3 separate regions of the Homo sapiens genome follow, and regions 1 and 3 are each linked to region 2. Evidence: chromatin contacts called from ENCODE Hi-C or POLR2A ChIA-PET data. All regions are on one chromosome and are shown on one strand. Each heading gives the region's core, a stretch centred on a gene start or an enhancer-like site at or near the end of the contact. The rest is flanking DNA. Distances are from core to core; before and after follow the strand shown. Region 1 has its middle 44 kb from the start of CFAP54. Region 2 holds the start of NDUFA12 (NADH:ubiquinone oxidoreductase subunit A12). Region 3 holds the start of SOCS2-AS1 (SOCS2 antisense RNA 1).

Region 1 (3,214 bases), core at 225-2,724, 1.4 Mb after region 2:
GGAGGCGGAGGTTGCAGCGAGCCGAGATCGACAAACACTCCAGCCTGGGCAACAAGAGAGAAATTCCATCTCAAAAAAAAAAAAAAAAAAAAAAAAAATCAAGATGCGCTCCCTCTGTGAAGTGGTTAACGGCCAAATGAGAAATAGAGATAATAAATACTACAGTGATTGTGCAATTTCTTTGTACCCGAAGTAGTTGTGGAAGACCTAATGAAGAAGCAACTGAAACTGGACTTGAATTACAAACAAAAACAGAAATGGTGAGGACATTTAGGATGATAGCCCGGCCTAAGCCCAAGCTCCAAAAACTTGGAACACTATGTATGGACTCTTTTAAAAAAAACTTCGCCGGGTGCAGTGGCTCACACCTGCAATCCCAGCACTTTGGGAGGCCGAGGCAGGCGGATCACCTGAGCTCAGGAGTTCGAGACCAGCCTGGCCAACATGGGGAAAACCCATCTCTACTAAAAATACAAAAATTAGCTAGGTGTGGTGGGGCATGCCTGTTAATTCCAGCTACTTGGGAGGCTGAGGCAGGAGAATTGCTTGAATCCAGGAGGTGAAGGTTGCAGTGAGCTGAGATAGTGCCACTGTACTCCAGCCTGGGTGATAAGAGCAAAACTCTGTCTCAAAAAAAAATAGTGGGATAGTTTGAAATAAGTCTAGAAAGGTAGGTAGGCAATAGATAGTATAAGGCTTTCAAATTATTTGTAAAGAAACTAGAATTTTATACTAAATCAAGGAGAAGTCATTAAAATTTTTAAATAGAATGGTCATATGCCCTATTAAGAATATTTGGGGCTGGACATGGCATGGTGGCTTACGCCTGTAATCTCAGCACTTTGGGAGTCCAAGGTGGGCAGATCGCTTGAGTCCAGGAGTTTCAGACCAGCCTGGGCAACATGGTGAAACCCTGTCTCTACAAAAAAAATACAAAAAAAAAAAAAAAAATAGCCGGGTGTGGTGGTGCACACCTTTAGTCCCAGCTACTCGGGACGCTGAGTTGGGTGGACTGCCTGAGCTCAGGAAATTGAAGCTGCAGCGAGTGGAGATTGTACCACTGTACTCCAGCCTGGGCGACAGAGCCATACCCTGTCTCTAAAAGGAAAGAAAGAAAAAAGGAATATTTGGGATACAGATTCTAACAAAATGTCTTTAAAACACTCCTACCTACCACTTGACTAAATCAGAAGACATTTTTCCCATGGAAATGTCTGTGGTGAGCAGACCAAAGCCTGAAGGAACTAATTTCCCTGGAGACAGATCTTGTGTATTTCTGGAGCTTGATAGATTACCAGGGAGCTGTTTATAAATAATAGATTTTCATTCTAGGCTCTCTATATCTTACGCAGCATAAGCAGTTGAAATTCTAGTTAGCTAAGGGATTCTTAAAGGGAAAGCTCTGAAGTCTGAAGCTAGATTAGGTCAGTAGAAAACCATGAATCACTAGCCACTGAATGGAAGGTGGAGCCTTTATCAGCAGCATCTCAGAATCAAACCCCAGCACCATAACATCACATCCTCTTCGTTCTGCTATCAGTCAGATGCAACAGGAAACTGACGAAGGTACTAGGCAGTTTCCTTTCTGCTCTGACCTGACTAGTTTCCTCTGCAGCTTGCTCCAAGCTTATTGTAAAGGAAAATAATGAAATGCCAGTCAATTTCCTCCAGTTGGATTAAGCCTAGGACAAGGAAGGAAAAACAAATTTCTAAGATTAGTCAGTTTCCCCTTGCAACTATGAAGTTGGTTCAGGGCCTCCGGCTGACCCTTCTCTCAGTATTTCCCTCTCAGAGCTCAGCTTTACATCATAGGCAAGATAAAGACTTGGCAAAGTGAACAACACATATTGTGTAATTCTTATAGGAAATCTTGGGTTCATTCATGGGAAAACCATCTATACAGAAGATTGTGTTTGATAAGCATTGAAGTCTCCTTTGACGTCTAGCAAATTCATTAATTCAAGAGAGTAAAAAACAAAAACAAACCAAAAAACCTACTGATAATAGTAATTGGTATACCCAAGCAGCCAGGTTATTTTGCTCCTTTCTCAGTATGACTAACAAGGAGCTGTTTCCATGGAGAACATTTATACAAAATTAACAAGGGAATCAAGTTAGTTTAGTGAAAGAGACAGGGTTGGACTACTTCGAAGAAGTAGTTATGTCTGTGGTAACCTGGATTTTGCTGGGTATTAGAGATGCTATGGCCTGCTGAAAAATATAACTAAGAGTCTGGCATCTGAGGAATCTGACTGGCTTACTTTGTAAAAGTAATTAAACTTAACAGTGGAAGTTGCCACTTAAAATATCTTCTCAGTGAACTTAGTAATGTGGAGTAACAATACTGTATTGAAATCCACATTGAATGAGAGTTACTAATTTAGCAGATGGATGATTCTTCTTTATCACCTTCTACTTCCTGTTTCTTCTAATTTACTTACTTTTAATTTTCCCTAGTAAATTTCTGTATCTTCTGTACTTCATAGCTGTTATTAAAATAATATTCCATCAATCTTCCTTTCATACATTTGTGTGATTTTTATTTTTATGTATTTTTTTTTGAGACAGTGTCTCACTGTGTTGCCCAGGCTGGAGTGCAGTGGCGTGATCTCAGCTCACTGCAACCGCTGCCTCCCGGGTTCAAGCAATTCTCCTGCCTCAGCCTCCTGAGTAGCTGGGATTAGAGGCACGTACCACTATGCCCGGCTAATTTTTGTATTTTTAGTAGAGAAGGGGTTTCACCATGTTGACCAGGCTAATCTTGAATGCCTGGCCTCAAATGATCCTCCCACCTCGGCCTCCCAAAGTGCTAGGATTACAGGTATGGGCCACCGCGTCCGGCCTATTTTTAATATTTATACTGTAGAAACTCCTCTAGCTAAGCCATACATTGTAATTGCTGAAATTAATAGTGTAATAAAAAACAAGAAAACAAGTGTATGGAGCTTTAGAATACGAAGAGTTGATAAACAGACTGTGAGAATAAATAGGCAAGAATTCAAGGTTTCACTTTAATGGCATTTGGAGCAGCCACTGTAATAGACATCTGACAAGTAACAGATGTGTGGGGGCTGTGACATTCTCCTTTTTTTTTTTTTTTTTTTTTTTTTGGTTAAGGACTAATTATCTATTACTTTACAGACTTGCTAATATACTGTGGAGCTCCTAAAACAGCTTGGTTGATCAACCAGCAGTAGCATTATTAAACTAACAA
Region 2 (3,068 bases), core at 186-2,685:
AAACCCCATCTCTACTAAAAAATACAAAAATTAGCCGGCCATGGTGGCGCCCGCCTGTGGTCCCAACTACTCAGGCAGGCTGAGGCAGGAGAATCGCTGGAACCCAGGAGGTGGAGGTTGCAGTGAGCCGAGATCGCGCTACTGCACTCCAGCCTGGCCGACAGAGACTCCATCTCAAAAAAAAAAAAAAAAAAAAAAAAAAAGAACAAAAACACTTCAAAATTTGATAGGTGAAAAATATATAACACTGTTTTTAAAGTTGCATTTCTGTTGTTACAAGTGAGAATGAGCATTTTTCCATACCTTCATTGGCTGTTTACTTTTCTTTTTTCTGTAAATTATCTTTTTTCATTTTCTATTGAGTTTTTCATCCTTTTCCAGGTGTTTTGTAAAAGCTCATTGCATAATATGGAAAATAGACTCAAATCAAATCCCAATCCCAATCCAATTATTCATACTAAAAAATACTGCACTCACCAAAAAATTGCTTGTTGTCTTCATAGTATTTGTTTCCATATTTGTCTTCCCCCACTAATGTACCAACCTTCGCATCATTTGTCCTGTGAATACCCAAAAGAAAACAGACATTTTAGAATGATTCTTAGTTCAAAACATAAACGGAAATAAAGTGAGAGTAACAACTTTCAGACACAAGGGCTGCTGCATCAACTAGCAAAATGAAGAAGTGCTGGGGATGGGAAAAGATGAATTGACAACTGATGTGCTCAAATTACACTAAAAATATAAATGTAGTCTCTTCAGATTACAGGACTACTTGTATCTACTATCCCTCAGCCAGGAGGCACTGGAATTAGCAAAACCTTTAGGAAATCAAAAAGCCAAAGTATTTCATCTTCTTACAATGATACGAAGGTCTCCAGGCTCTTTCATTCCACTCTGGGTCTCCATTTAGGTTTCTGCGAAACTATGCTGCTCGTGGGATCAGTGAATGTCAGGAAGAGAAGGGACCATCATTATTACCTTCAACGCCTTACAGACAAGGAACTGTACGGCAGTGCAGGGAAAAAAACTTTACCAGGGTCACTGAGTTAATGTCTTGTAATCCTCATTACTCTCCAGGGCGTGGGAAAAGAGGGGAGCCCAGATGCCCTTGCCTCCGAGTCACAGCTCTGACTCTACAGATAGCTTCGGTCTTGTATCGGGGATATATGGGACAGAGACCAGCCTGGGGGTGGCAAGGCAGAGATTGGGGCGGTTGTCCTTGACAAGAGCTGTGGATTCTCCAAGGTGACCCGAGCCTGGGACCCCTTCCAAGAAATCAGCCAGCGAAAGTCCAGCCCCAGAGGCCAAGAGCATGGCTCTGGCCGCCTACCTGAAAAAAACCCGTAGATAGCCTCGGAGACCGCCGTGGCCGGTGATCTGCTGCAGCCCGCGTTTCAGGACCTGCACTAACTCCATCTTGCCTCGCTGGCCCCGCCTCCCGGGTGCGCCGAGCAAAACCCACCGGATGGAAGCTGCCACTCAGCCGCAGGAAGCCCACGCCCAGAAGGTTCTCACGCGAACGCCAGACGTGGTGGCTCTGCGCGTGCGCAGAGCTAGGTCTTGCCTACGCGGTCATGTTCTGGCTTCCCAAGTAGGCAGAATTGGTTTCCCCTGGAAGCAAAGGTACCTTAAAATTTAGTTTTCAGAGGTTAAATCTAGAAGGCGGGCATATGCTGGAAAGCTCACCTACACGAGGCTTTCTCACACGGGGATTCCCCCTTTGGGAATTTCAGTTTCCTCATCTAAAAATAATTGGCTCTGGTGGGCGCGGTGGCTCACTGTTGTAATCCCAGCACTTTGGGAGGCCGGGTAGGGAGGATCGTTTGAGCCCAGGAGTTCGAGACCAGCCTCGCCAACACAGCGAGAATTCTGTCTCTACAAAAAAAAAAAAAAAATTAAAAATTAGCTGGATGTGGTGGCGCGTGCCCGTAGTCCCAGCTACTCGGTAGGCTGAGGCTTAGATGGGAGCATCGCTTGAGCCTAAAAAATTTCAATATTACTTCATTTGTTAACCACAATTCTTCTACAAAGAGAAACCTCCCTTCAACTATTTGGCTCCTGAGATACAATTAATGTAGGAAAGGCAGTATGGGTGCTTGATTCTCTTACTTTTTTTTTGTTTTTTAATTTTAGAGACAGGCTCTCTGTCACCCAGGCTGAAATACAGTGGTGTGATCATAGCTCACTGCAGCCTCAAACTCCTGTGCTCAAGCAGTCCTCCCATTTAAGTAAGTGCCACCACCCCTGGCTAATTTTTTTTTTTTTAGAGATGGGCATCTTGTTATGTTGCCCAGGTTGGTTTTGAACTCTGGCCTCAAGTGATCCTCCTGCCTCAGCCTCTCAAAATGCTGGGATTACAGGTGTAAGCCACCACACCCAGCCGATTCTTTCCCTTATGTGTGTTTTCAAAATAACAATTTAGTTCCCTAGCTTTTTTTTTTTTTTTTTGGTAGTGGTGGTTAAAAACACAAAATATAAAATTTACCATTTTAACCATTTTTAAGTGTACAGTAGTGTTAACCACATGCACATTGTTGCGCAACAGATCTCTAGAACTTATTCTTCTTGCAAAACAGAAACTTTATATCCATGGAACAACTTTTTCCTCTTTCTCCATCCCCTGCCAACCACCATTCTACTTCTGTTTCTAAGAGTTTAACTACTTTAGATACTTCATATAAGTAGAATCATGAGGTGTTTGTCTTTTAGGACCTGGCTTATTTCACTTAGCATGATATCCACAAGGCTCATCCATAGTGTAGTATATGACAGGATTTTCTTCTTTTTATAAATGTTGAATAATATTCCACTGTATGTATATGCCACCCAGTTACCTGTCCATAAACATTTCTGCTGATTCCGCCTCTTGGCTATTGTGAATAATGCTGCAGTGAACACGGGTGTGCAGATATCTCTAAGATCCTGTTTTCAGTTCTTTTGGATATATACCCAGAAGTGGATTGCTAGATCATATGGAAATTTTATTTTTTATTTTTATAGGAATCCCCATACTGTTTTCCATGGCAGCATCACCATTTTACATTACTAACAACAATGCACAAAGG
Region 3 (3,281 bases), core at 342-2,841, 1.4 Mb before region 2:
CGCCCAACTTCCCATAGCCGCGGCCTCAACTAAAAGTGGCCATTGACCTTTCAAGCTTTCGAGCAGTGATGCAATAGAATAGTATTTCAAAGAAAAATGCTTATCGAAATTTTGGATCCGGTTTTCCCGTGATTGTTAAGGGTTTCTTTTAAAAAGTAGGTCACATTTCAAGTAGGTCATATTTCGGGGGCGGGTGCGCAGACAAGGAGATGAGTTTCCACTAAGGCCAGGGGGCCTCCAACGGGGTTGGAGGTGAGAATCCCAGGTAGGGTAGAGGTGCCGAGATCCTTCCGAATCCCAGCCCTGGGGCGTCAGCCCTGCAGGGAATGGCAGAGACACTCTCCGGACTGAGGGAACCGAGGCCAGTCACCAAGCCCCTTCCGGGCGCGCAGGTAAGGGCGCCCCCTTAGCAGCCGGCGCAGGTGACCCGGGCGGGCCGCCGGGTCTACCGGAGACGTTGGAGCAGAGGGGAGGAGGAAGGGAGGAGCCGGGTGGGTGCGGGTGACAAGGAGCCGGAGCGCCAGGGGGAGGGGACTAAGGACGGCCGGCGCCGCTTAAGGAGGCGCTGCTCTCCCGCTCGCTGCCTTCCAGGACCTGATCAAGGGGACCGCCTCCGGTCCCCGGCCGTGGGCACCGGGACGAGCACGGCGTCCCCACGCCATCGATGTGTCTTAGAGCCGGAGAGTCTGGTTTCCGAGGACCCACAGTCGCTCCTGCACGCCCACCCCCCGCAAAAGTGCGGCCAGGAGGGTCGCATCGAGGGGGCGCCGCCGGGATGTTTAGAGGAACCCACCCCCGTGGCAGGCCAAGGGCCAAGGATCGCTATCCTTCCCTGAACCCGGGCGCTCAGCTGGCCCGGGTAGGGGGCAGGCTCCGGCCGCCGAAACGGGGTTGGCTGTAGCCGGTGGCCGGGGAGATCTCTAGCTTGCGCCCGAGCACCCCGGGGTGTGGGGCCAGAGGCAGGCCGACCCCGGCGTGCACACCGCCCGCCCTGCACCCGAGCGCTCTCACCCGGTCTTCCCTGAAGCCTGTGTATTGCGACCGAGCCTCTTTAAAGCAGTAGCGGGGCCCGCGGTCACGTGAGGCCGATTCCTGGAAAGTTCCTGGAAAGCCGCCTCCGCAGCAGCCGGGCGGGGCGCGAGCGGAGCGCTGACTGGGGAGGGAGGCGGGGAGCAAGGGAGGCGCGTCGGTCTGGGAAGTCGCGCGCACTCGCTGCTCCTGGGACCGACGTTTAACTCTTGCCAAGTCTCGTCGCAGCCGCCGCGGCTGGCGGGCCTTGGGCTTCCCCTGAAGCATGAGCCCTCTCGCCCGCAGCCACCCTCACCGCGTGGCCCGCGGACAGTGCGCGCCGGGGTCCCGGGTGCACAGCCTCAGGATACCCCGTGCCCGCAGCTCGGGCGCCCGCGGCAGGTACCGGTAGTGGGGGAAGCCCGAAGGCTCCGCCCCGAGGAGAGTTACCGGGGAGGGCGGCGAGGCGCGGCCGCGTGCGCCGGGGAGCGGCGGACGGCCTGGGCTTCCGCAGCTCGGAGCGCCGGGGAAGAGAGAGTCCGAACCGCGGCTCTGCCCCGCGGCCTAGCGTTGCTGCCTGCTTTCTCCAGCCCCTTCTCGGCGTCTGGAAGTGTCTGGAGTTTCTTTTTTTTATTTCCCCTAAACTGCCATTCAAATTAATAATCCTCCTAATAACCTGATCTCCCGCTCCTCCCCACCGGCCTGCCTCCCGCCCTCGCTCCTTCCTCCCTCCCTCCCTCTCTCCTTCCCACCTCCAGGGTCGCAGCCGGAGGGAAACCCGGCAGCAGTCCGAGAGTGGAGGTGTCCCAGCCCGTAGGGGGCGTCGCCGCGCGGTGGGGGATGGGGTCGAGGCAATGATCCTCGAGGCTTTTGTGTGCCCTCTGCGCACGGAACTCCGACCGCCGCCTCCGAGCGCGGGGCTGGTTGCATCCCCGGGCATCTCGTTCCCAAATTAAACGTTAACGGGGGAAACAAGGGCAGACGCCCCTCCTCTCCCGGGCCCCTCCCACCTCCCCTTTTCCCCCCACCCCCCCGCCCCATGTCCGCTGAGGAGGCTGCCTGGTGCGGAGGCGGCGGCGGCGGCCGCGGCCGAGGTCGAGGTAAGAGCGCGGCGTTGGTGGTTTGCATTTTCCGCAGCGCTCGCGACCGCCCGCTCGGCCCCGGCCTCGCCTCGGAGCCCCGCGAGGGCTGCGCGCTCGGGCCGATTCCTCGACAGCGCCCGCGGCGGCGAGAACCACCGCAGCCATCCTGGTCCGGGAGCGACCGCCGCGGCACCCCCAACCCCGCCAGAGCGGGCACCAGGAAGCGGGGGGAGGGGAGCGAGGAGCCTCCCGGGCGGAGATGCGGCAGCTCCCGCACCTCCGCACCCCGGGTTGGTGCCTCGGGGCCCCGCAGCGCTTTAGGGCGGAGAACCAAGTTTGTGTGGGTGCTTCTTCCTGGGGGCCCTCGGGCTGCGCCAGGTGTGAGACCGGAATGCCAATTTGGGGAATCTCTCCTGTTCTTTCCTTTTTAATTTTTTCTACTTGTCCTTGACAAGGGCCTATTCCCACTGGATCTGCAGGTGACTATTTGCTCTTCCTAGGTCGCCAGTCTTTGATTTCAGCTAGTGACCCTGGGCGGGAAGACACCCTGTTCACCCTCCTCCTGACCTCCGCCCCCCACCTCTTCAGCCAACTTTATCTTGGATCTCTGCTCTCTTTATCTTTTCTCTAGAGCTGGGCCAGGGCGCTAACTGGAAGCTTGGGGTTAAATGGTGCAGGAACGTAGAGGCGGAGGAGTCCCTGGGATTTTCCACGTCTATTTCCCCACCCCCACCCCAGCCGCAGGGGTCCAGTTTGGACTGACCCAACCTCCCGCTTTCTCTTTGTAGGCGATCAGTGGGTGACCGCGGCTGCGAGGGACTTTGTCATCCGTCCTCCAGGATCTGGGGAGAAAGAGCCCCATCCCTTCTCTCTCTGCCACCATTTCGGACACCCCGCAGGGACTCGTTTTGGGATTCGCACTGACTTCAAGGAAGGACGCGAACCCTTCTCTGACCCCAGCTCGGGCGGCCACCTGTCTTTGCCGCGGTGACCCTTCTCTCATGACCCTGCGGTGCCTTGAGCCCTCCGGGAATGGCGGGGAAGGGACGCGGAGCCAGTGGGGGACCGCGGGGTCGGCGGAGGAGCCATCCCCGCAGGCGGCGCGTCTGGCGAAGGCCCTGCGGGAGCTCGGTCAGACAGGTAGGGAGCCGATCGGCCGCGACGCGTGCGGGAGGGAGCGCCTCCCCAAGG

The links. A loop is a pair of places that touch in the nucleus more often than their neighbours do. ChIA-PET counts read pairs that join two places held with the same protein, here RNA polymerase II (POLR2A). Pooled maps may share reads with other maps.
Region 1: a pooled map shows a loop between it and region 2 (4-fold over the local background). The contact joins the enhancer-like site here to the promoter of NDUFA12 in region 2. A Hi-C loop is called at or near these places in 1 of 168 maps with a recorded cell type or tissue (HepG2) and 4 of 50 pooled maps. POLR2A ChIA-PET finds 5 or more read pairs at or near these places in 1 of 52 experiments (CD8-positive, alpha-beta memory T cell).
Region 3: a loop to region 2 is called in a map of CD8-positive, alpha-beta T cell, with 7 times the contacts of the local background. The contact joins the promoter of SOCS2-AS1 here to the promoter of NDUFA12 in region 2. A Hi-C loop is called at or near these places in 4 of 168 maps with a recorded cell type or tissue (CD4-positive, alpha-beta T cell, CD8-positive, alpha-beta T cell and naive thymus-derived CD4-positive, alpha-beta T cell) and 7 of 50 pooled maps.

What each region holds. Positions count from the first base shown.
Region 1 is chr12:96,444,422-96,447,635 of GRCh38, forward strand. No RefSeq gene overlaps it. Among named protein-coding and RNA genes, the nearest start is that of CFAP54, 44 kb to the right of the region's middle. Within about 2 kb of position 1,475, at least 13 of the 41 ENCODE cell types and tissues checked have a DNase peak (open chromatin) inside an H3K27ac peak, as active enhancers do.
Region 2 is chr12:95,002,262-95,005,329 of GRCh38, forward strand. It overlaps NDUFA12 (NADH:ubiquinone oxidoreductase subunit A12), which reads right to left and starts at 1,436. Exons shown (of 4, transcript NM_018838.5): 1 at 1,334-1,436; 2 at 478-560. The coding sequence starts at 1,419. RefSeq lists enhancers at 1,067-1,694, 1,159-1,558.
Region 3 is chr12:93,569,807-93,573,087 of GRCh38, forward strand. It overlaps SOCS2-AS1 (SOCS2 antisense RNA 1), which reads right to left and starts at 1,592. Exons shown (of 4, transcript NR_038263.1): 1 at 1,459-1,592. It overlaps SOCS2 (suppressor of cytokine signaling 2), which reads left to right and starts at 2,869. Exons shown (of 2, transcript NM_001270471.2): 1 at 2,869-3,230. The coding sequence starts at 3,092. RefSeq lists silencers at 636-685, 746-935, 1,306-1,585, 1,946-1,995, 2,006-2,315.